Linked DNA regions of Mus musculus: regions 2 and 3 are each linked to region 1. The links are chromatin loops, found by intact Hi-C in ENCODE. Cell type or tissue: left cerebral cortex. All regions are shown on one strand.

The links. Hi-C counts contacts between places; a loop is a spot of excess contacts. Peaks named below come from ENCODE experiments on the same cell type or tissue, not always from the same donor. Only the 100,000 strongest peaks of a DNase experiment are listed, where the experiment ranks them.
Region 2: a loop joins it to region 1, with 7 times the contacts of the local background. A loop is called at or near these places in 4 of 42 quality-filtered maps.
Region 3: it touches region 1 in a loop (3-fold over the local background); 4 of 42 quality-filtered maps call a loop at or near these places.

What each region holds. Positions count from the first base shown.
Region 1 is chr19:57,539,625-57,547,624 of GRCm38, reverse strand. No RefSeq gene overlaps it. Among named protein-coding and RNA genes, the nearest start is that of Gm32932, 21 kb to the right of the region's middle. In left cerebral cortex, a CTCF peak has its summit at 3,540; DNase peaks (open chromatin) are centred at 879, 3,869, 4,223 and 4,921; H3K4me3 peaks cover 879 bases; H3K27ac peaks cover 3,399 bases.
Region 2 is chr19:57,485,976-57,493,975 of GRCm38, reverse strand. It overlaps Trub1 (TruB pseudouridine (psi) synthase family member 1), which reads right to left. Exons shown (of 8, transcript NM_028115.3): 7 at 6,655-6,711; 8 at 2,971-5,967. The coding sequence ends at 5,708. Among named protein-coding and RNA genes, the nearest start is that of 6720468P15Rik, 19 kb to the left of the region's middle. In left cerebral cortex, no CTCF peak of the experiment used is centred here; DNase peaks (open chromatin) are centred at 5,807, 6,581, 6,781, 7,426 and 4 more places; H3K4me3 peaks cover 196 bases; H3K27ac peaks cover 2,807 bases.
Region 3 is chr19:57,606,840-57,614,839 of GRCm38, reverse strand. It overlaps Atrnl1 (attractin like 1), which reads right to left and starts at 3,806. Exons shown (of 29, transcript NM_181415.4): 1 at 3,197-3,806. The coding sequence starts at 3,486. In left cerebral cortex, CTCF peaks have their summits at 3,379 (motif pointing right), 3,996 and 4,211; DNase peaks (open chromatin) are centred at 3,362, 4,055, 4,351, 4,885 and 2 more places; H3K4me3 peaks cover 4,046 bases; H3K27ac peaks cover 2,570 bases.

The DNA.
Region 1 (8,000 bases):
TTGCTGTTGATGTGGCCACCACCACCACATTTTGCCACCACCACCACATTTTGCTACCCCAGGATCTACTTTCTTTGGCATTCCACCAAGGTTTGAAGACCAGTGGCTCCCCAGGATTACCACCCCTCCCCCACCCCTCCCCCACCCCACCCCTCGGACTTCAGCACTATTTTGGAACTGCTAAGGCAGCCAGCATCACAGACTGAACAGCTTCCGGGTCCTTAGCTTCTTCAGTGTGAGACACCGCCCACCACTACTGGGCTCCCTGGCCATTTCCTGTAAGTCAGTCTAATAATTCCCTTATACAGTGGATTCACTCTCCTAGTCCTTTTCCTCTTGGGCACCCTGACTGGCTCATTTCTTCTATCTTAGCCCTGCAACAGGAACCCTAGTTTCCTAAAACAGCTCCCCCAACTTGGGAACACAGACCTATGGGAGACATCTACCTCAAACCTGTAGTGTTTGCCAGTGGGCAGGAGGATTCATCTTCACGAAGATCAGAATTTAGTCAGATGTAGGCAAGGCAAATTTCCTTCTGTATTATTAAAGTAGAACAATTTTTCATTACAAATGATCATCACTATTTCTTTTTACGCTGATAAAATCCTGCTGAAAGCATTCAGAGCATGCATTATCTTTTCAACTATCATTTATGATTCGGATGGTGGAAGTCGATGTGAAATGCACGAGGCTACTCGTCTACCCATTTGAGAACAGAAGTGTGTGATTGTTCTGCGTGCTGGAACCCTTTATAGCCTGGGAGCCATTTTAATTTTGCCAGTGTTAGAATTTGCTGTTTAAGAGAGCTGAGCTGATGATGTTTTGAGCCTCTTCCCCCGAGCGCCAAAGCACAGCAGGCAGAACCATTTCTCGTTGGAAGCTGCAGAGCATCCAACACCGATCAATATGTTTGCACGGTGGCCAACGTCCAGCTCTGTTTCTTATTGCTATGAATCATCCAGGAGACCAGGCATTTCGTTTCAATGCCTTGTTCCCTCAGTGCCAATGGTTATGACTTTTTTCTTATTTACAGAATCACAGAAATGAAATTCAGTTCATCACGAAACACTACTTAAAAATGTACGTATGGTTTCCTGAAAATCAGGAGTCAGAGATGGAAGCTGCTGCAGCCTGTATCTAGTGGATCCAAACCGGAGCGTGGCAGCACAGGAACCAACCTGCTGTAGCAACTCAGGGCCTTCATGCTGATCACCAAAGATAACCACCTAGGTGATCGGTGATCCCAGAAAAAGAAACTTTGCCCAAAACCTTGGACACTTCTGCTCTAGTGTTCAATATCCCAAGCAAACACTGGCTACAGCCAGAACCACCCCTGTGTGATTCTGTTCTTCCTGGTGTGGTCACATGGGTGGGGGTAGGGGCCCATACCTGGGCTCTAACTCCACCCACTGGGGGGCGGGGACCAATGCCTGGGCTCTGACTCCACCCACTACTTGGGAGTCTCTGAGAACTGAACCTCTGTTTGCTTTCTCTAATCAGTTATTTGTGTTGGTTTTTAAAGGCATGCTTAAGTTTCAAAACCATTTCTATCACTTTTCTTAGAAGTGTTTTTGTATATTTTCAGTCCACAAATAAAAATAAGGGAAACAATTGGCATAAACTACGGGTATTCCAAATACTCCCATTCCTATGTTTCCTAATCTGATTCTTTTTTTTGGGGGGTGGGGGGTTCGAGACAGGGTTTCTCTGTGTAGCCCTGGCTGTCCTGGAACTCACTTTGTAGACCAGGCTGGCCTCGAACTAAGAAATCCGCCTGCCTCTGCCTCCTGAGTGCTGGGATTAAAGGCATGCGCCACCACGACCGGCTCCTAATCTGATTCTTACACTAACTTTATGAAGTGGGTATCATTTCCCTTCTGAAATGGAAAACTGAGCAAAAGCAGAGATGCTAACTGGCTCAATCTAGTACAACAGGGACTCAGGTATAAGAAAGTCTGGCTGTAGAGGCCATACCTCCAGCCTTTTACCAAGCTCTTCTATATGCCAGCTTTCTGTTATGTGGCCCTGACCTTCACGTAGCCAACACTTCTTTACCTTTTGTGACTACCTTTTCATGGTTGCCTCTGTGACTTCCGCTTTACCACCCCTAATAGAGCCCCTTCTCTACACAGTAAGAGAAGAACTAGAGAATTGACTAGTGGGGAGTGGGGGGGGGGAGAGGGAGAAAGGGAGAAAGGGAGAGGGAGAGAGGGAAAGGAAGAGGGGGAGGGGGAGGGGGGAGGGGGAGAGGGAGAGAAAGTGTACCAGAGGAGGAAGTCACAGAGCTTGGTGAGAACTTTAAGGTCCACTGATCACCTGCAGTGGCTGTCACTCAGTTCTGAGGCTGATAAAAATAGCCAGACCCCATACAATTCACTGTCACCAAATGTGGCTGGCAACCAAACCATAAAATTCCACACCCAGTTTCATGAGGTGAAATGTCCCCTAACTTGCTAATTAGAGTAGATCAGAGAGAAAGGCTGCTCTTGAACAGCGACCTCGTGGTAATTTCTCCTGTTGTCCAGGATAGCCTAAGGCAGGACTGATTTTGTTGAATGAATGAATGAATGAATGAATGAATTTTGAATGGCATCATGTCATTTTCTGGACTGTCATAACTAGGAACATTAGAGCCAAACCAAAAGGTTTTCCTGACCTTATCCAAACTGGAGGCCCTCCTTTGCTACAGAGGGTATCTACCTTTGCTGTACAATTAGACGTGTACCTGCTGCTGTGACAGTGTCTCTCTGTGTGTGACGCTTTGACCCAAGGAGACTACAGAATTGTCTGATCAGTCCCAGAAAGTGCTAGGAGTGAAGCACCTGTCATCTGCCTTGCCCCTTATGTGTGCAGAATGAGAAGACACGAAGGAAGGTCAATGTCCTGCCTGAGGTCACTGTGCTTGTCCGGCTCAGCCACCCTGAAGCCTGCTTCCTAACGTGTGCTGGCCCCGAGCCATCCCATGGTTCTTTTTGCTCTCTTTGGCACTTAATGCCATTTGCGGGCTCTGGTCATTTACGCATTTCCGTTTCCTGGTATCTGATTCTCTTTTAGTGCCCACGAAGAACATTTCCACTGTGGCAATTACTCCATCATCCTCTCCAAGCAGGAAGGTTTGAAAGGAGGGCTGCTATTTTTCCATGAGTGCAATTATTTATGTGCACAAATAACTGTGCACATAATTGGCTAATGGAAAGTGCAATCGGCCACATGTGGGCATAATTAGCCACTTGCCCCTCGTTCTGAGGGTGTAATTATCAAAGCGGGCAATTTTATATCTGCGGATAATTGTACATGCAAGAGAGAGTCGGCTAGGAAATTCAGTCCTTAATTACGTTTCATGTCCTTGTTACCGGAGAAGCAACACAAAGTAAAGGTAACATTCACGTTTGGGATGAGCCATCCGCTCTAGCAGTGCAGAAGATGTAGTGTTCCTACCTAAGCAGGGATGGGCCTGGATCTCATGGATGAAGCTACACAGTCCTTGCCAGAAAAGCCCCAGCATCCAATTACCCTGGCGGCCTCAGTGAAGGCCTCCTAGTGGTCAGCCATCTGCCTTGGCAGACAGGAAGCCTCCGTTTCGCTCTTTCCCTGTCTCGGGTATCATCTTTTGCCTTCTCTGTTTTAACATTTCCCCCTGCTTTGAGGTTTTATAATCTGAGAAACTCCTGTCAGCTTAGACCGGTAAGTGATTTGTTCGCTGCTGGGAGTGGGTCATTTAAAAAGCTTAACAATGTCTTTAGTCATCCGTCCAGGCACGCACAGAATAATGAAGTGAGAATGCGCGCGTGTCTCTGTGGTTCTTCTAAGACCTCAGATGGCAGAGCTTCCTCAGTCTCTGCTGTGCCCCCTGCATTCTGGTTTAAACAGCTCTGCCGAACCCTTCCCACTCTCCCACTCAATCACACAAAAATACACTCGCTAGCAGCAGAACCTAAAAATACATGTCACATGCAGGCACAACGGAGGGTTTAAAAAAAAAAACATGAATTGACTCTTTAGGAATATGCAGGCTGAATGCAATTTTAAAAAAAGAAACTAAACATCTCTGATTACACGCTGCTTCTCCATCAGACTGGTGTCTTCTGGACGGGGCGGTGTACCGATGTGGTTGGGGAGGGGTCTTCTAATGTTACAAAGACCCATGTGCAATGCTGTGGAACGGTAGATAAGTTGCTTAAACATTTGGTTGGGTTTCTTCATGTAAACAAATGCAAGCAGAGCCCTGAGCCCAATACTCAGGTTCCTTGTAAAGGCTCTGGTAATGAAATCTATATCACAAGTATTATGAGTGTCCTTCATCTCTAGTGTACCCTGTCTCTACCAGGCCCATGACACTATGCATATGTGTGTAGTGCACAGGCTTCATTTTATTTACCAAATGGACAGGAATGTGGGCTTACACATCTCTGAAGGGCACATAGCCTCATGCCTGTAAGAGGTGCCTCCAGAGCAAGTGATGCCTAATAGTCGACCGTCACACAGCACCACGTGGCAGCGTATTAGCATGTACTGAGCTCAAGGCCAAGGTCCTACTTGCTTTTATGGTTTCTGGACCTGAATGCAGTCTTCTATTCTTTACTATTCCCTCTGGGACCACCCTCACAAATGTAGTTGGGGATCTCAAATCTCTGTTTCTATTTCCTTAGCTTGAGGACCACTGACGCTCTGTCTTTCCTCAATGGAAAGTCTCACGATCAGAATTTTCATTGACTTTGCTGATTCATCTTTCTGACCTTGCCAAAGACCTGTGCCTATTTCGTGCCCACACTACTTTGCGCCACTTCATGTTGATAACTTGAAACTGGTTGTAGTTAAAATATTTATAGCATAGAAGCAAGCAAATGAAACATAGCAGGGCACCTCCTCCAGAAAAGTCAGTTGTTAGACATTTTCCTGAGGACTGTTATATATATACATGTTTATATTTATCTCAGACCTACCCCGCCCCCATCCCTTCACACAAGTGTTCTTCACCAGTTCTCCCTGGCTTCATTTACCTTCCTATTTATATCATAACGGCTTTTTTCAATAACACAGTGACTTGGTCTGTTTTGTGCTGCTATGCCAGATACCTGAGTTGAGTAACTCTTGAAGAATGGAGACTTATTTCACGGAGGATACAGCGTCTAGCTGAATACAGAGGGTGTACCAGCTAGATGTTGTTTGGGGGTTGGTTTGGTTTTTTTCAACTTGACACAAACTAGAGTCATCTAGGGAGACAAGGTTTGCTTCCATTCGATTGCCTATGGTCAGGTCTGTGGTGTGTTTTCTTGATGAATGGTTGATGTAGGAGGGCCCAGCCCAATATGAATTGTACCACTCCTGAGCAGGCGGTCTTGGGTATAAGAAGGCAGGCTGAGCAGCCAGGAGGAAACAGATCAGTAAGCAGCACTCTTACCCGTGCCATGGCTTCTGTTTCAGTTCTTGCCTCCGGTTCCTGCCTTGAGTTCCTGATTCTGATACTTATGTATCTGGTAAGGTCTCAGATACACAGTATCGACAACACAAATGATAAAAGCTTCCTTATTTAACCTCTACACCCTATCCGTACCAGGCACATGGACTGCAACTGTGAACAGAAACAAAAGACCATTCTTTTTAGGTGCCTCTATGGCAATGAACCTACCCTGGAGAACCTGAGTGACTTACACGCCCATTAAAGGTCTCAACTCTCCACACCGCTGTATTGGGGGCTGCCATGGTTTGTATATGCTTAGCCAGGGAGTGGCACTATTAGAAGGTGTGGCCCTGTTTAAGTAGCCTTGTTAGAGTAGGTGTGTCACTGTGGGCGTGGGCTTTAAGACACTTATCCCAGATGCCTGGAAGCTAGTATTTCTGCTAGCAAGCCTTCAGATAAAGATGTAGAACTCTCAGCCCCTCCTGCAGTGTGTCTGCCTGGATGCTGCCCTGCTCCCACCTTGATGATAAGGGACTGTAAACCTCTGAACCTGTAAGCCATCCCCAATCACATGCTGACCTTTTTTTTTTTTTTTTTTTTAATTTACTAAACCTGATAGTGCTCATCTCACAAAGAATCCAATCATAAATATTACCTTGTTGAAATTTAAAAAAACCTATGGTGGTGTGCTTACCATTGCAGAAATATATTCCAAGAATGGCTCTAACATACCAACAAGTGACCCTCCTGGTTTTCCTCTGAAGTCCACTGGATAGAAGCCCGAAGCAGGAGGCAGGAAGCAGGGAGGTGTAAAATGAAGAAGAGTGTTCATTAAGGATGTGGCCCACTCCCCTCCGACCTCTGCACAGGACACACTGGGTTGGGAACACTGGCCTGCATAGACCTTTAGGAAGTGTAAGCAATTTTACAAACGCGATGAGATTTCTGACTTCTCCTGAGAAATCTTCAGGAATGGCCGCACGGGGTTGCCTTCTTCATCAGAACACACTTGGCTGCAAGTGAGCTGCTCCTTCTAAAACCTCCAGGCATTCCACAGCTGGAGCAGTTCCTCGTACTGTCCGACTTCCCCAATACTGCTTCCGTACAGCCCGAAGAACCAATCAGTCCCGTTGTCTGGGGTCATGAGAGGTTTTGACGCTGGCCTAAAAGGAGCCCTTAAGCTCACTCACTTTAATTTCTTCCCCTACAGTGATGTTGTGCATTGTCTCTGGAATCTCATTTTCATTCTGAACCTTCATAGTTCATCATACAAAGTAGATGCTTAGCTAACAGAATGAAGTCTCACTGAATGACAGTCTTTGAGCAGGAGTCTCTCCAACTTCTCCCAAGGACCACTCTCCTGCCGCAAGGCTCACTGAAGCTCAGGACCATTCTCCTACCGCACAGTGTGCAGAGAACCACCCACAGCGTTTTACCATGTACTTTCTTGGTAGTGGGGAAATCTCATGTAGTCCTTACCGGACCCGGGGATCTCTGAACCAACACACCAGCGAAGCTCCTTCGATCAGAGAGATTTCTATTGGATTGAGACTTCAGTGCTTCATAAAAGGCCCATCGTGCTAATGAAGTCTCGTCATCCTGGTTAAGATAGTTACCACAGTTGGCCTCAGTTTCCTCCTGGGAAAAGCACAATAAACATTCTACAGGTTCCCACCTTGGTTTCCTCCTAAAGTGAGGTTAGTACACTAGATATACGGGTACTTCCCACGGCTCTTCATGAGAAGACTCTTCACCAGCTTAAAAAAAAAAAAAAAAGATAATTTCTGAGTTCCTATTAAATAAGCACCTTTGTGCTTTGATATAGGATGAAGTGGAGGACCTTGACCTTGGACTCGCACTGCCAAAGCTGTGTCACCGCTGATGTGGAAGAAGGCCTGGTGCGCACGGCTCGCAAGCGTCTGGCAGCTCACGCAAGAGTGGCTCTCATACTAATTAGGGCGGAACAAAATGGATGCCTTCCCTTTTTTTGGTAGAAAATTAAAAACCAAGAAAACTGTTGCCCCATCTTTTGATGTGACTTAACACCAGAGGCGGGTGTGAAGAGAGGCACCTGAACTGAAAGGAAGGGGAGAAAATACCATGGTGCTAATTGAATTCCTATCTTCTCCTTTCTCAACGCCAGAAAAACACAACCAAAGCTCTAACTGACCCAAATGGGCCCCTTCTCAAATTAAAAAAACTAGAATAAATAAACTGTTGCCAACTGCACCGGGGTTAAAAGTGCAGTGTATACAAACGGTTCCTAAGGAAGCAATTTCCAAAATAGAAGCAACAGGATTATTTTAGGGAATATTTATTTATCACATACCAAGGTGAAGTAATAAAGTAATAAAGTAAGGACTTCATTTAAAACTGTATTATTTACTTTTATACTTCATACTTTCTTTTCTGAGACATGGTCTTATTATATATCCCTGGCTGGCCTAGAACTTGCTGTATAAACCAGGCTGGTCTCTAACTCAGAGGTCTGTCTGCCTCTGCCTCCTAAGTGCTAGTGGGGGAAAGGCATTTGCCTCCACTCTGAAAAATGTAGAACTCTTGTATCTAGTCAAAGAAAACAAGACAAATATCTAAGATA
Region 2 (8,000 bases), 54 kb after region 1:
GGGAACCAATTCAAGCCTAGGTGAGGCCAGGAAGGTTAGAGCCCCAAGGTGAGATTTGTGCCTGGTATGAAGGAATGAGAAGTGGCTACTCTCATACAATGCTACAATGTTACAATGCTACAATGTTACAAGCAGTTACTCTCCCTGCCGGATGGAGGCAGGTGCTCCTAAACAAAGTCCTCCTGCAGGGCTCGGGCAGGCAGGGTTAGGCGTGTTCTGATTCTTGATGTACACACTTGTCACTATGTGTTCAGTCTCTGAAAACATATGAAGCTATAGACTTATGAACAATTTCCTGTGTACATATTAAATCATTAATAAAAGTTTAAAATACACATTCATAGAAGTTCTGATGGTGAAATAAGACAACACTGGACTTGGGATACAGTATAGTGAGAATTCTCCACCTTTGGGTTCTTTTTTTTTTTTTTTTTTGAGACAGGGTTTCTCTGCATAGTCCTGGCTGTCCTGGAATTCACTTTGTAGACCAGGCTGGCCTCGAACTCAAATATTATAAGAATATGTTTTCATTTTAATCCAAGGTATCCAAGATGTGGGGATGTGGGGCTGCTCTGGACTGTCCCCAGCAGCTGACTATGATTTGCCTCATGCTCTAGCAGAGGCATGGCTTTGCCAGCTGCAGATACTTTCTGTGATTGTGTGCTGTTTGGAATTCTGGGAACTTTTCAAAGGAAACATAAATGCTCGGGTCTAGAGAGGAGTTGGTGGTTTTTGGTCCTTCAGGGAGAATGGTTGTGGTTTGTTAGTAGTCATGCTCAAAGCAGAAAGAAATTAGATTCAAGGATCTTTCTACCCTCTATAATTTTTTCTCTCCTATATAGTGAATGGGGGGGGGGGTAAAGGTGTGGGGGGGGTGAGGGTGAATAAAGGGTAGAAAAAAAAAAGAACTCATAAACTAGCAAAGACTGGCTACACTATAGCTCAGTGGAAGAACACTTGACTAAATATGCATGAGATCCTGGGCTTGATCCTGTGTCATGAGGAGGGGCAGGCAACACACACAAGAAGAGATAGATTTTAAATTATATATGTATGTGTGTGTGTGTATATATATATATACATATAGTATACTGTGATGTTTCGGAAGTAAAAGCAGAATACAAAAGTCACTGAAATAAATAATTGTTACTAAGTAGAAGTAGCAGAAGGAAGCATTTGGAAAAAAGCTCTGAGGAAACTTAGGGTTCAGCACAAAGAGATAGAGATGGGGACTGTGAAAGAGCTTTATGTCCAAAACGACATGTGAGCACACAGAAGGACAGATAATAGAAGATGTGTATTAGTCAAAGCAATGGAGGATGAAAATCCTCAGAGCCAATGAATGTGGTAAAACCCAAGTTCCAGGGAACACAGTGACCCACGGCTGGAAGCCTAACGGTTCTAGAAACCAGCCAGACCACCTCCTTTGTATCAAAGGTGGGTAAACTGAGTCCCTCAAAGACAAAGTGCCGCCAATCAAAGAGCTGATTAATGATAATCAAAAAGAATCGGTTGTTTTCTAAGAAATGAAACAGAAATGGAGAAATGAATTCGAAAACAATTCCTAACAACTTTCTGACTGGCCTCAGCATTTTTAATATCATCCTAAAAATGTCTTATTGTAGAACTTAATTTACTTGATGATAAATGAAGACATTATGATTTGAGGGCCATGGAATCTCTGTTTAACATCTGTATTTAAAAGCTGACCAGGGCAAGCTACAGCCGCTCACACAGCACCTTGAGAACAAAACATTTTAAGACGGTCCTTCTATTTAAAATTTAAGGCTATTACTATAATTTCAGTGCCCAAACTGCATGCTGTTATCTTTGTCTGACTTAATAAATGCATCTGTGCTTGACAGTGCTCTTGAATTACATTTCTGCATTATCCAGAGCATGATACAATTTAAATTACCTTTTTCCTCTGAAACAGAACGGCTCACCCTCTAATGGAAACTCAAAATGTTCGTTCTAAGTTTGATTTCAGACTGGTCGGAGGGGCACAAACTGTACCAGCATTTCTGAGGCGGGTGGTTCTCCATGAGTCAGCAACCTCGAGTTAATTCATGTAGTGAAGAGCGAAAGACCCAGCGAGCTCAGGAAAACGTTAATTTGTCTCTTGTTCACCAATCACAGCTTTGAATAAATTCCTATTATTTTAATCCTTGTAGATTTTAAGGTCAGAAGATAATTCTGTGACTATTTTAAACATTCACATGAGACCAACATTTCTCAGAAACCTAAGAGTTAAATAATCACAGTGAGGTGATTTGGTATGTTCCGTGCTGGGATATCTGAAGAAAATTCTAACTTACTTTTTTTGCCCATAAGTAAAATGACTTTAATCATGCCAAGTATCTCAATGCCTGAAATATATAAGTCACATATATTTTTCTGATGTTCTGATTAAATTTTAAAGAGGATGAATGTTGAACTAGTTCAGACCTTGGGTCTTGGTTTCAGCTACCCATGAAAGTTAAGAATATTTAAAAATCGTAATAAATTTTAATTACTCATATTTACACATCTGACGGTAGTGAAACCTAAGAGTCAGCAAAACCTAATATGTTTACAAAGCAAGACACAGGTTGGTGCTGCCAGCCCAGCTGGCTCTTGAGTGCCCTGGGAGATAACCCTGGGCACGCCTGGGAGGATGATCCTGACAGGCTAATTGAAGAGGGATGTCTGTGTTAGCAATGTGCAGGGCCACTCCCTAGGCAGGGGCTCTGGGCCGCGTTAGATGGAGAAAACCTGCCGAGCAGTACCATTGGCTGCTTGCTGTTCCCGGCTGCAGATTTATGAGACCAGCTGTCTGGACCGCCCGCTCTGGGATCCTCAGCTGCAGCCAGAGGAAGCACTCCCCTTTAGGTCCCGTTTGTCAGGGTATTTCATCACAGGACCTGGAGAAGAAACTGAGACAGGCCAGGAAAACCACTTCTGCTAAGAGCTTACTGCAAAGAACTCGTGTTACATACAAAGAAACATTTATTTAGACAAATGAACAGGGTGTGAAGGTAGGTCACACAAAAGCAGGGAAACTTTAGCAACAATGTATAAAATCCCAAACAATGGTGGTACTATATGTTACAGCCCAGGGGATCACAAGCTCTTATTGCTTCCCCTAAAATAACCACATTACAAGAATGTGTCCTAGAAAAAAAAAAAGGCTGCTTATGTGTGTAGCCCCGGGAAAGTAGTTTAAATGAACTGAGTACAGAGATATAACAGATATATTCGTGAAGACTAAATGTGCCCAGATAAAATCGTCTCAAGAATCAGTAAGAGCAGAGGAGCCTGAATTATGTAAATAAAGAGGAAAATGCAATATAAAAATAAAATCCAAAATGAGTGCATTAAGATGGTGAACATTATGGGCATTTTTAAAACCTGCATAATTTCTCCAGCATTTCCAAACAAAAGGAAAAGACTGACTGCCATTTCTTGAACTTGCTTGCTTTTTCATAAATTTTACTCTTCACTATGAGAAGAGTATAGATTGACCCATGGCTGCAGCCGCATATGTAGCAGAGGACAGCCTTGTAGGGCATCAATGGGAGGAGAGGCCCTTGGTCCTGTGAAGGCTCGATGCCCCAGAATGCCAGGGCAGGGATATGGGAGTGGGTGGGTGGGTGGGGGAACACCCTCATAGAAGCAGGGGGAGGGATGGTGGGATTGGGGGTTTCTGGAGGGGAAACCGGGGAAGGGGATAACATTTGAAATGTAAATAAATAAAATATCCAGTAAAAGAAAAAAGAAAAAAGAAACCTCTAGGCTGTATGGTCTATTCAGGCTTGAGCTGTTCATGATGAAGACATACCATGTACAGCCTAGTCCGTTCTAACGGGCAGCAGGATCTAACATCACCTTTGGTTACACGAATTACAGGACATTAGATAGGAATATATAAAAATATAAACATACAGGGTCCCACTCCGAAGTCCTGTGTAGTCCTGGCTGACCTGGAACTCACAGAACTCCACATGGCCACGCCTCCTGAGTGCTGGGATTAAAGCTTCACCGTGACATCAGGCTCAAAGCTGTGTAACTTCCAATTCATCAATTTACCATAATACAACACTTGTATTTTTCAGTCTCATACTAAGAATTCGTTTTTAAATTTAAAAACATTTCATTCTTTTGGTTTTTTATGTGTGGGGGATGGGCACGGTGTACGCGCACTGCAGAGTGTTTGTGGACAACTTGCTGGGGTAGAGGTTCTCACAAAGGTTGCCCAGGGGTCAAAGCTCAAGTCATTGGTCCTGGTGTCACCAGCTGAGCCAGGTTACCTGCCCTGAGTTAACATTAACGTTTTTATTAAAACACGTTGCCAGTCTGCTGAGAATGCCCTGTTGAAGCACCCAACTGTTTATATTAGGTTTGCATTACATTAACCACAATAAAACCGTCAGTCTGCTTATTTAAAATATTTTAGAGGCAACAACCTCTAAGAGGAAAGGTATGAAAAATATAAAAACTTGTACTTTACGGAATGTTTAATAAATCTTCTTTTTGAAAATATACGTTAGTAAATGAGGGAAGCCTTGACTATTGCCACAGCTGTACAATACCTTTCCACATTCCTGCAGGAGTCAGTGGCCTATGCCTCTAACCTCTACACTTGGGAGGTAGATACAGGAGGAGTCTTGGCTACATAATGAGTGGGGCCATCCTGCGTTAAATCTCGATATCTTAAAGTAATTATTTTATGTATGTGTGTGGAGGCATGGGTGTTCGTTCACAGGGGCCCACAGGCCACAAGTGGGTGCTGGGTCCCTTGGAGCTGAAGTAGCGAGAGCCGCCTGCTGTGGGTGGGTGCAGAATCTACACTCCGTGCCTGCTGGACAGGCAGTGTGTCTTCGCCTCTCCAGTGTCCTCAGTTTCCTTGTCTTCAAGAACTCAAAACACACAATAAAAGAATAGATATTACTATAACAAAACAATGAAGCACTCATAAAATCTGCTGTTTGAAAATGTGATCATATTCTTCATAACTACAGAAACCATGTCACTGGACCAGGGTTCCGCAGTCACAGAGAGGCGCTAACGAACAGGCAGGAGAGCATTTTAATTCAAGATACATTCTTTAGTTTATATTCTAGAAAATCACATTTTTGGTACTTTGATACCATGTGGTTGACCACAGAAATAGCTGCCACAGTCCACGGCTACAGGAGCTGAGCTCTGCTGAATACAGGATCTGAAATGAATCACGTCTCACGCTATTTACATTCTGTCAGTGGCCAAAGCAGGAGTTTGTGCATTTACAGATATGTATTAGGACAACGTATTGATTCCCGGGATTTAAGAAACACAGTCACAGCTGAGTACAGCCCACCAGCACCTTCCAGCAGCCATAGGCTCTGCAAACACACAGGACAGCTCGACACTGAACACTTCAAATGTATTCAGAGAATTTCAAAACAACGAACGCCCCCTCCCCGAGTCTAAGCAAAGCAAGTTTGACACTTCTGTGAGACCAGTGGAACCTGCAGCTCAGACTTCAGGATTCTGTCATTAGAATATTGTTTAACTTTTTCATAGGAAAAAGACTAAGGGAAGATCAAATTCAGAAAACTTATTTATCTGAATCCAATCAGATCCATCATTCAGAGACATTAAGACATCTTGCAAAGAACTCAAGAGGTGTATGGGCATTCCTGGTCGGGACAGACACCAACCAGGAAATGATCCTCCCAGGCCGGCCTCACAGTGTCTTAACTGCGTCATCTTCTCTCTTTGTGTCCCTGAGAGTTATATATCCACAGCTTATAACCTGGTCACTGGAGTTGTCAGATTTTAGTTTTTTAAATGTCAGCTCCTCCGGCAGAAGAGACGTGCAGCGCTCGAGGGACTGTTCGATGTCATCGATGGTCCACCTGTCTTCGGGGAGGGCGTGCTGTGCAAGTGTGAAGGGCCCCTGTTTGGTGCGGGTCAGCTCCAGCACGCTGGCACAGGAAGAGAGCTCTACGGTACCCAAAAGGAAAAACGCAAGATGAGCCGCGTGGCGTTCACAATCCACAGTCTTCCAGTCAACAGAACTTCTGACCTCCCAGGGTGCCAGCCCAGCACCAGAGCCCAGAGCCTGAGGTAAGTCACTGCTTCAGCAGGAAAGATGATTTAGGGATGTAAATTTATACCTGTTTTCCTTTCTTGGCATTTGAAGCAAGCCCGGGACATAAATATTCCCACTACCTTGCAAATAGGATAATGTGACCTGTCCACTCATGTGATCAGGGGACAGCAGAGGCAGAGAAGGCACTTTCTGGGTTTGTAAGATTATGGCTTCCAGTTTTTGTTTTTTGTTTTTAAATGATTTGTATCAATGTAAATAATTTTTACAAGGATAACTCTTTGTTCTTCTGACCTCTACTTTGAGTTAAAATGCTTTTTACTTGGAAAGATGTAGGCTTCCCACCCACTCTCGCTGTGTTCATCTTCTGCCCCATCCGTGCTCCCTCTTCCATTACCAGCACCTCCCGGCAGCCACTGGGACTCAGAAGTGCACACTATAAACCCACAAGCATCTGAGCTCAAAGCAGCAGCTCAGTCCCTCCGCCAGTCCTCGGGAAAATGAAAAACAGAAATTTGCCTCTCCCGTCAGAAAGGAGCATGACCGTCTAAACGATGGTTCATAACTCATTCTCTGCTTACCTTTGCCGATGTCACTGACCAGGCTCCGGATGTAAAAGCCTCCTCCGCATTCAACATCTGGAAGGTCAGCAGTGCTGTGGTGAGAGGCTGGCCTCCGGAGAGCTCCACTTTACATAGAAACCACGCTCTTCAACACATGTAAAAATGGCTATGCAAACAATTGAGCCATAAAATATTTATATGCTGAGCCATAAATTATTCATCCAGCAGCATATGTGTTTGTGAGATCCAAAAGTCTGAGTGTGGAGTAGGCAGAAAGTCAGGAACACATTTTAAATTAACTGGCAAGCCGAACCACGTTAATACCTCAGCCTTGTTCATTTAATAGGTTTGAAATAGAAATCCCAGCTCTGCTCTCATGAGCTCGAGATGCTAAAAAGAATATCTTCAGATCTGTACACTTTGTTCATTTACTGTGCTTGAAATGGTCAGAAATCTCAGCTTTTCTATTGCGAGCCGTAGATTTCTTAAATATTTTCAGATTTTATAACATTTGAAAAAACATACATATATAACCAAGCACCAACCAAAACTCCCTTTGCCCATGAGAAGAACTATGCTTCGGAGGCACACACCGAGAGTCCTGTGTGCTCACGTTTCCTCGGAAATACTTCTGAGAAAAACATAACCAAAGCATTAGATAAATCTAAGCCACACAGTGCCGTGGAGGGTGACTCCTGCATGACACCCGACTTTGCAGAAGAAACCAGGTACACTCCCTCTTCCACACTCTCCGGTCAATACAGTGAGGCACTTCTCTGACTGACTGGCAGCCAGGAAACCCTGATCCTCCAGGTTTTACTGGCTCTGCCAAAGTGGAGTCTGCGTTTTCATGGAGTGAATGGAACGGACCACTTGGTAGGTCTGGGGTGTTTGTGTTTTTGTTCGTTTGTCAAGTCGTTTAGAATCAGGAAACATAAGACTGAGCCCGGTTTTGACTGCATCACCGTCTGCAGGAACTTACTGTGTATCACAAGGAGACACTGTGATGGTGGAGGAAGGATAGCTTTGGGAAACCCCATGGGAAAGAGATTCTATTCACCGTTACTGTGAAATTATTCACTGGATCAATTTCAGGAGCCCGAGGACAAAAAACTATATAGGCTTGTACAACTTTAAAACTGTATAAACAAGTATTTTGGCTTTTTATTTGACTTCAAGTATGCATCACATATTCCAATTGAGAGGCTTAGCTAAAACTGTAACCAGGTGTCCAACCATGCTTTTTGTCTTAGCTACTTTAACATCAATTAACTTGCAGTTCACAGCGGAGGGGCCGGCCAACAGAAATCAGTCTGCTTTTATAGCCTCTTATTCCCAATGAACAAAAAGGGCTTCGTTCAAAA
Region 3 (8,000 bases), 67 kb before region 1:
CTCGAAGGTTTCCTGTCATTAACAATAAAGATTTGATATAAATTTATCACTTAAAGAGGAGCTTACAGCTGGCCTGGTGGCAGAGGCAGGAGGATCTCTCTGTATTCAAAGCCAGCCTGGTGTACATAGTGCGTTCCACAACCAGTTGTGTGTAGAGACCTTTTCTCAAAGAAAAAAAAAGTGGCTTAGAAAAAAATAATTAAAATTCTAATCCTGCCTCTTTTGTTGATAGAAAACATTCCACTATTTCACAGTATATACTCACTATTATAGCAGTTACTAAAAATATAATTCCATCATAAATTTGTGCTATTTAGAATCCAAATTTGACTAACCTGAAGGTCTAAAAATTTATGTGGAGAATAAAGTTAATGATTCTTAAAGTACCCCATACACGAATGCTTATAATTCTATATTTACAAATAAGTCACATACTGTAACATATTTCCCAACCTCAGACTTAAGAGATTGGTAATGAGTATCAAAAAAAAAAGTCTAAATTTCAATACAAAACCAATTCTTATCAATAAAACTTTCAACTGCTCTACAAAAATAATTTAACCAGCTTCTAACAAAAATATCATTTGTCGTCTATACTATTATTCGTAGATTACATCAGAATGTTTTCCAGCCTAACGTTATGCAATGCAACTGAAATATAATTTCAATTAGGGCCTACCATAGTCTTGATTCTATTTCAAACTGGCCAGGTGCTTTCTGAGTCTCACTCCTAAAACCTTTAGTCTGTCATTAGTGAAAACGGGTGGTCATTTTGTTTTGCTTTTGTCAGAAATGTCTTACAATTTTGAAGGGTTTATTCTTTTCAAATGGAAACAAACAAAAGACTACAATGAAAGCCAGGAGCTCTGGCACATCCCTTCTACTACTGTTTGCTCCTGCATTTCTACGTCAATCTTCAGATGCAAAAAGGCCTTTGAAGAATGCTCATTCCCTAGCTACGACATCCATAATAGAAGAAGACTAAGGTAACATACCCATTAATTTTGACACCTGCTTACTAAGATTAATCAATCACTTTTCACTACTATGTGTAAGGCTGCTCTTATGTTCAGCCTAGCAAAGACTTGAGCTATAATTGTCAAGTTCGGTTCTTTTGCCATGAAAACACGTCTTCAAATAAACTGTTCATAGCTCATTAGGTACTTTACCAAGAATAGTTTTGTACTTCTAAATGTCCAAAGCCTTTAACATCAAATACACTTTCTTTGCCCCTAAACGTATGCCTGAGAAAACAGAGACTTATACTATGTGTATTTACCCTAATAACTTGTATTTCATAGAAACATTAAGCAACACTTGAATCAGAATAGCAGCTTCCCAAGCATGACTATTCAATAAGTTCAGGACTTAACCTCATTTAAGTATGTCTACTCTCCTCCTGTTAACAATGTATCTAGTTCATGAACATCTTTCAGTGTTACTTGGTTACTTTTAACTTGATCTGGGTGCTTTCTCTTACTTACTGGGACAGCATCTAAGAGAAGTCACAGAGTGCTGATCTAGCTATCTGGCTGTTAACAAGCATCCCTACTCCAAAACACAGGACTGGACGGAAGGTCTCAGGCGGTGGTGCTTCATAGCCTCTTCAGATAAATGGAGCTAACTCACCGCCACAACGTTACAAACAATCCTACTCTGTAGAAAACCTGGACAAGTGAGTGTAGCTTTTTCCTTGTCCATTGCTCTCTCCCACAAGATATCCTCTTAACAAGTAAAAGGGCTGGCTGGCTAACACTATCACCGACAGGGGAACTAATGCTACTCAAGAGGCATCATAAAATCAGATCTTGCTTTCTCATTGTAAACTTTTTTAAACTTTTCAGTGGCACCTCTCTTTTTAAATTACTTTAAAGGTATCTGTAAAAGTTATGTATTCACTCCTAAAACTTTGAACTCTGGAAATACTTACTGCTCCAAACCAATTTTATGAAATTTCACCTAAGATTTCCCACCAAAACCAAAAACTAAAGAATAAAATCTACTTAAAATTTCAAAGTGTCATTTAAGACAAACATTTTTTTACACTTAATATGGGGTATTGCTCTAGCGAGCAACAGTAAAAATGTGGGAAAGAAAGTAAAGAAAACTATGCTGTGATTAAAACGCCAAGGAAACCACCCTGAAATAGATTAATAATGTCAGCCATATTCTTACCTTTGGCTCAAAGCCAGAGATACTTTACCTAGATTCTGCTTTCATCTCCACAACAAATACTAGCCATCTACATAGTATTATTTCACAACCACAATCAGCCGTAAACTTCATGTTAAATATCTAGGACAAGCTTTCTCGGTGACCGCTTTCCTGCAGTTTCTCAGAGAAACCCACTTCTCCGCCTTCCCAACGGCCACCCCACTTCTTTTTATAGAGGCAGAAATCTAATAAGCATCAGCCAATAGGGAGAAGTGTCTCTTCCCCAGAGATGCAGGCTCCTTAGCACCTTGCTTTTCAGCAAAACCAAACTGCTGTCCCCCATACACCTGTCAAAAGTCACACAAAGCCATGACTGTCCTGATAAACCCAACACCTCTAAATGCATATTCTGGAGTGAAGCTGGCTGGACTGGAATCACGACTCAGCATTTTCTGCATAACCTTGATCGAGTTAACTTAAATTGCTGCCTGGATTTCTCTCTGTAGGTTCTGGATAGAAGGCGTAAAATTCCAGTAAGTTATAGACTTATGGGGAAATGGGTGAGAGGACCAACCTAGAAACTTATAACAAGGTACAGATCGTAGTTTGCCCATTGTAAACCCTATTTACCACACTCGACGATTACTAAACCGAGGCGTGCTCTCTGACTAGAGGAACAGCACAGGGAAGGAGCTGGGCCACAACTTTAAACCCTGACGCCTCTGACTTCTCACAATGTTCATGGATTTTTCATGAGTTATTTCCTCCGTTTCTGATGGAAACAGATACTGTCCTAATTGGCGGAGTTTGGCACGAATTGGAGTGAGAACATTCTTTCTGCGCAGAGGATGACAAGCCGCTGAGGACATGCGGAAAGCACCGAGTCAGCCCGGGCTGGGCGCCTGCTGGAGCTCCCCGGGGCACCCGGAGGCTGGAGGGGCGCAGCGTAGGGCCCCCTCCCGGGGACCCCGAGGCCAGAGCGGGGCGGGGAGCTACGCTGGCGGGGCAGGGCTGAGGCTTGGGGTCCCACGGTAGCACTTACTTGAACCTGCCCTGGCAGTGCTGGCACTGGTCCCCAACCCAGCCCGGGTCGCACAGGCAGGTGGAGTTGACACAGCGACCGGAGAAGCAGGAGCCAGTCCTCTCGCAGGGCTTGGACTGGGACACCTGAGCATAGAGCGCCAGGTAGAGGAAGCCATAGCACAGCAGCCAGCTGTTCCCGTCCAGCAGCAGCCAGGAGGAGGCGCCCCCACCGCCCGCCGGCCGAGCCCTCCACAGCACCGGGGAGGCCGGCTGCGGGGCACCCGAGCGGGCCCGGACCCCCGGCTCCATCTTCCTCGGCGTCCCGGCTCGGCGGGGCTGCGCTCGCGGGAGCGCACGGGGATGCCGCTGAGCGGGGATCCCGGCCGCAGAGGACCTCGCCGCCGCCGCTGCTGTTCCTCGGCTCCTCAACGGCGCCGACCCCCGTCCCGCTGACCGGTCCGGAGCGGCGGATCCCAGGCGCGGCGGCCTCCGGTCGGCTGCCTCCAGTCACACTCGGGCATCGCCGCCCGCTCCCCTGACCTTGTCCTCGGCGAGCCGAACCCTGCAGCCACGGTAGCTCCGGGAGCGGAGCGAAGAGCCGGCGGCGCCCCGCGCTCCGGAGGGGACCCGAGGGGGAGGGGACCGGGCGGGAAGGGGGAGGGGACCCGCACGGCCCCGCCTCGCCCGCGCCCCGCGCCGAATGCCGAGGCTCGCCCGGGAGGGCGGGGCCGCGCGGGAGCCCCCGAGATGGGCGCGTCCAACAGGAGCACGCGGGGAGGGGAGGGCGGCTGTCGGTACCCGGCGGTACTCCTGCTAGCCTGAGATACCGCAGCAGCCTGCTTCCCTCCGTCCTCCAGACACAGTTGCTGTGGCCGCGGTCGCAGCCCAAACTGCGGAGAGACGTCCCCGCAGCCTTGTGCGTACGCACTCTCGTGGCCACTCCCCCCCCCTCGGTCCGGGCGCGGTGGTCTCGCCCGGCCCCTGACGGGGACCTGGGACTCCCCCGCGCGCCCACCCGGCCGGCGGGCACCGCTGGGAGTGCGTCCCCAGGTGTGGCCCGCGCCGCGGAGCCCACGGAGGAGAAACCCACTCCGACCTCGGGGCCTCGGCAGGAAGGCAACCTTGTACTCCGCGGGCTGCAAAAGTGAGGCGCCCGCCCCAGCGCTCCCCGAGTCTCCTGCACGTTTCTTCTTCTTCTTCTTTTTTTTTTTTTTCTTAAAAACTCCCAACTACACACAAAGAGCTGAGCATGTGCAGCCAGCAAAGTCTTAAAGGCACCGCGGTCTGACCACGTTATGGGGTGCAGGGACAGGGCGGAGTGGGGTGAGGGGCTGCATGGGGCGCGAAGCTGCTCCCGTGGGGCGACCTCAGCCGCGGCGGCTCTTTATCGCCCAATCGGGGCTCCTCATGCCCAACAAAGAACTGCTCCGAGAGCCACCCCTCCCGACGCTGCCTCGGAACCTCACCAAATCTTCTTTTCTCTTGTCTATGTTTCCTCCTTCGTCTGGGACACTATTCTCTCTTGAAAAATGTTGCGACATCGGGGCTTTTTTTTTTCCTTCAGAAAAGCAGAAGTGATTTCCAGAAAGGGCCCTTTCCCGTTTTCAGCGGCATCTATTTCTTCCTTGAGATGACTTTCCAAGATTTAATTGCATAAGCTGAGATATGTCTTCTACTTTTCTCTATACGGGCCTGTTAGCTGAACCCTTGAGAGGAAGCTGTGCACAAATTGCAGGCAAGCACCCTCGAGAGTTGTTGGAGCTCCACCAAGGAGCAGGCGGTACGAACAAGATTGTGAAACTCACCAGACATTTCTGACAGCTGGAGCAGAAAAGTTTTGGTTGTAACCACAGTCATAATATTATTGTTAAGATTCACTCCGAGTTTATTTTGGGAATAATGTACCCACGTCATCTCTTTTAATCTCCATCATCCCAATTCACAGAGAAAATCCTCTATTAACCCCATTTCGCAGATGAGGGAATAGCATGAGAAAGGCTGAGGTGCGTGTTGGTAGCAGAAACGGATCAAGTCCTCTAACTTGTGTGCGTTTTCAATGTTTATCAGCCCACTTCTGTTTGCAGCTGCTTTGTTCTCCTTTGGTGAATAAAACATAAGTGCTGGCTGGCTTGGTTTGCAAATACCTCAGCAATGACTTAAGAGGAAAACAAAAGTCCTGGAAAAAAAAAAAAAAAAAAAAGGCTCCTTCCCAAAAGAAGAAAGGCAGCTGATTCTCACTTGTACAAAAAAAAAAAAAAAAAAATCCATTTCCGGGACACAATAGTGTGAGCCATGTCCTGTAGAGCCTGAAATTTGGCCTGCCCCATACTTTCCCACCTTTTCCACATTCTGGTGTTCTTCAGAAAGAGGGGGGCAGAGTTAAGAGGATCTTGTTAGAGGCCACTCCTTTTCACTGCAGTGACAAAAAGAAAAAGGAAAAGGAAATCCAAACCCTTTAGGATCCTCTGTTGGTGGACAATCTCCTTGGCTTTTCCTTTCTTCTTCTCTTCCTACCAGCTGAAGTTTAAAGTCAGCTACATCTTTCTCACGTCTAAGGTAGTGTCACTTTCAGACGTGTGGAAAGTGGTCAATTCTTAATCCCTCTCGTGAATAAAGGTAATTCAAAGGGTACACGGGAGTCTGTCTCTCTAACAAGAGAGTTCACAGCTCAGCCACACGCCGACTGGGGCGTGTATTTGAGTGAAGGGTTTGCCCATTAAAAACACACATCTGTTGCCATCTGACCACTGTAATCATTCACCGTACACTGAACGTGCAGCCCCAAAGGCCTCCTCTCAATAGTACCCTTCGAATACACTTGAATACATTAAATTCATATGAAAGGATTCACATAAGGATCACACCAAATCTCTGCTTCGCCTATATCCTCTTTCTCCTTCGAACTGTTTCTGTTGACGTTTTATGAGCAACTATGATGAAGTACAGGTACAGAAAGCAAAACTGAATAGAGGTAACGTCTACCTTTGTATTGGGCTCACAAATTAGTAAGCTCCCAATAGACATGCGTGTCACATAATCTGCAGATATAAACAGAGAAAACTTAAATGACAGCGACAAAACCTGTGCAGCATCTTGGCTGATGTTTCAGTATCTTCTATGATCAAAAAATGTTTAAACTCCCAGGTTGTCACATCCTAGCAGGCTAAACAACACCGAAGGAATTCATAGGACTGGTGACAGCAGCCATCACTCTGGCAAAGGGTTAAAAACCCCCGAAGAGAGAAAAGGGCAAAAGCCAGTTTCACCAAAGTAAAGTTAAATTGTATAGAACTAGTGATTACAACTTATCCAAGAAGAAACATACGTGCATTTGTTCTCTCAATAATTAACTAATATCAGGGACCCTTGGATATTTGGGGCATTATGTTCACTTCTATTTAAAGTACTTTTAAAATTTTTAATATGGTAGACAAAAACCTAAGAGTTCTCTTTGCCAATGTTTGCAAAGGACATTCAAAATGATAGTTTTTAAAGAACAGGGGGAAATAAGTCCACTGATACAGAATTTTGTCACTCTAGAAGCAAAGGCTTCTATTCAGACGACAGAAGGCAGAATTGCCTGACTGAAAGGTGGGCTCTGCTCTGGCTCTTGTTCACCATTGACTCACACGAGACCTCTGAAAGCAGCCGGAAATAAAGAAAGTAGCAGGCAACACAGTCTCAGAGCAGGAAACACCATGGTAGGACCAAGCCAGCCAGGCAGCATCTTTAAGACCTAAGAGAGCTTAGATGGACTCTGACAGATTGGGGAATAAAGAAAAAGTCAGATTTAAATATTCACTAAGAAATATGAGTGAGGTGAGAGGTGTGTGCTAATCTGAAACATCGCACCCTCCCAACCAAAAGCTAACATTCTGCCTCCCCCTGGGCCCGTTCTTTGCTTCCATCCCCCTCTCTTGCTGTTGTGCTTGCAAACACACACACCACTCCTTCTTCTGCCAATTTTTCTACTTAACACATTTCAAACATATTGTTATAAGTAAATCCAGAGAAATAAATCCAAAGATTCTAAATTCACTAGGCTGGGCTAATATAATTTTTAATTGAAAATAAAATGAGCATTCTTAAACTTTTCTTTCTAAATATCCACACGTATTACCTTACCTCCTCCCCACAAATAATAAATTGCCAAGACGTGGTCATAGAAATTTGTCTTTTATGAAATCTAGTTATTTTTTTAAAGGCACAGACTATGACTCCTCTTAAGCAACGTGAATCAAGTATATCCATCTACCTGGGCATGGGAGTGCAGGTCTGTATGCCCAACACTGGGAAGGCAGAAATGGGACATCTCTAGTTCAAGACCAGCCTGTCCTACATAGTAAAACCCTGACTCAAATAAATATAGCACCAATAACTATTCCCTCTGCAAATCTCACCAGCAGGAGCAGAAAAGGTTTTGCTCCTGTAATTGGAAGCACATTTGCTCCGCTTTAGAGTTTAGAGGTGTCAGCTCACGATGACAAAGAAAATGAAGAAAGATTTCATTAGCGATCAGAGGTGGCTATGCATTTAGAAATATCAATGAGGGACGCAATGTACATGAGTCTAAGGGGCCCAGGACAGCTTCCATATAAGGAAACAGTTACCACAGAAGGCAGAGTCTGGGTTCTAGGATGAAAACGGGGGTATTGGTGACGGTGAGGAAATGACTCTTTGGGGATGTGGAAGCCCTTGGGAAGGAAAACATGGGATGGAGGCGCCACGGGCTCCTGAGACTCCTCAAAGAGTCCTGATCTGCAGAACGTGGCATTAGATCTCAGACGACTCCAAGCACACCTTTAAGAGAGCAAAAGGGAATC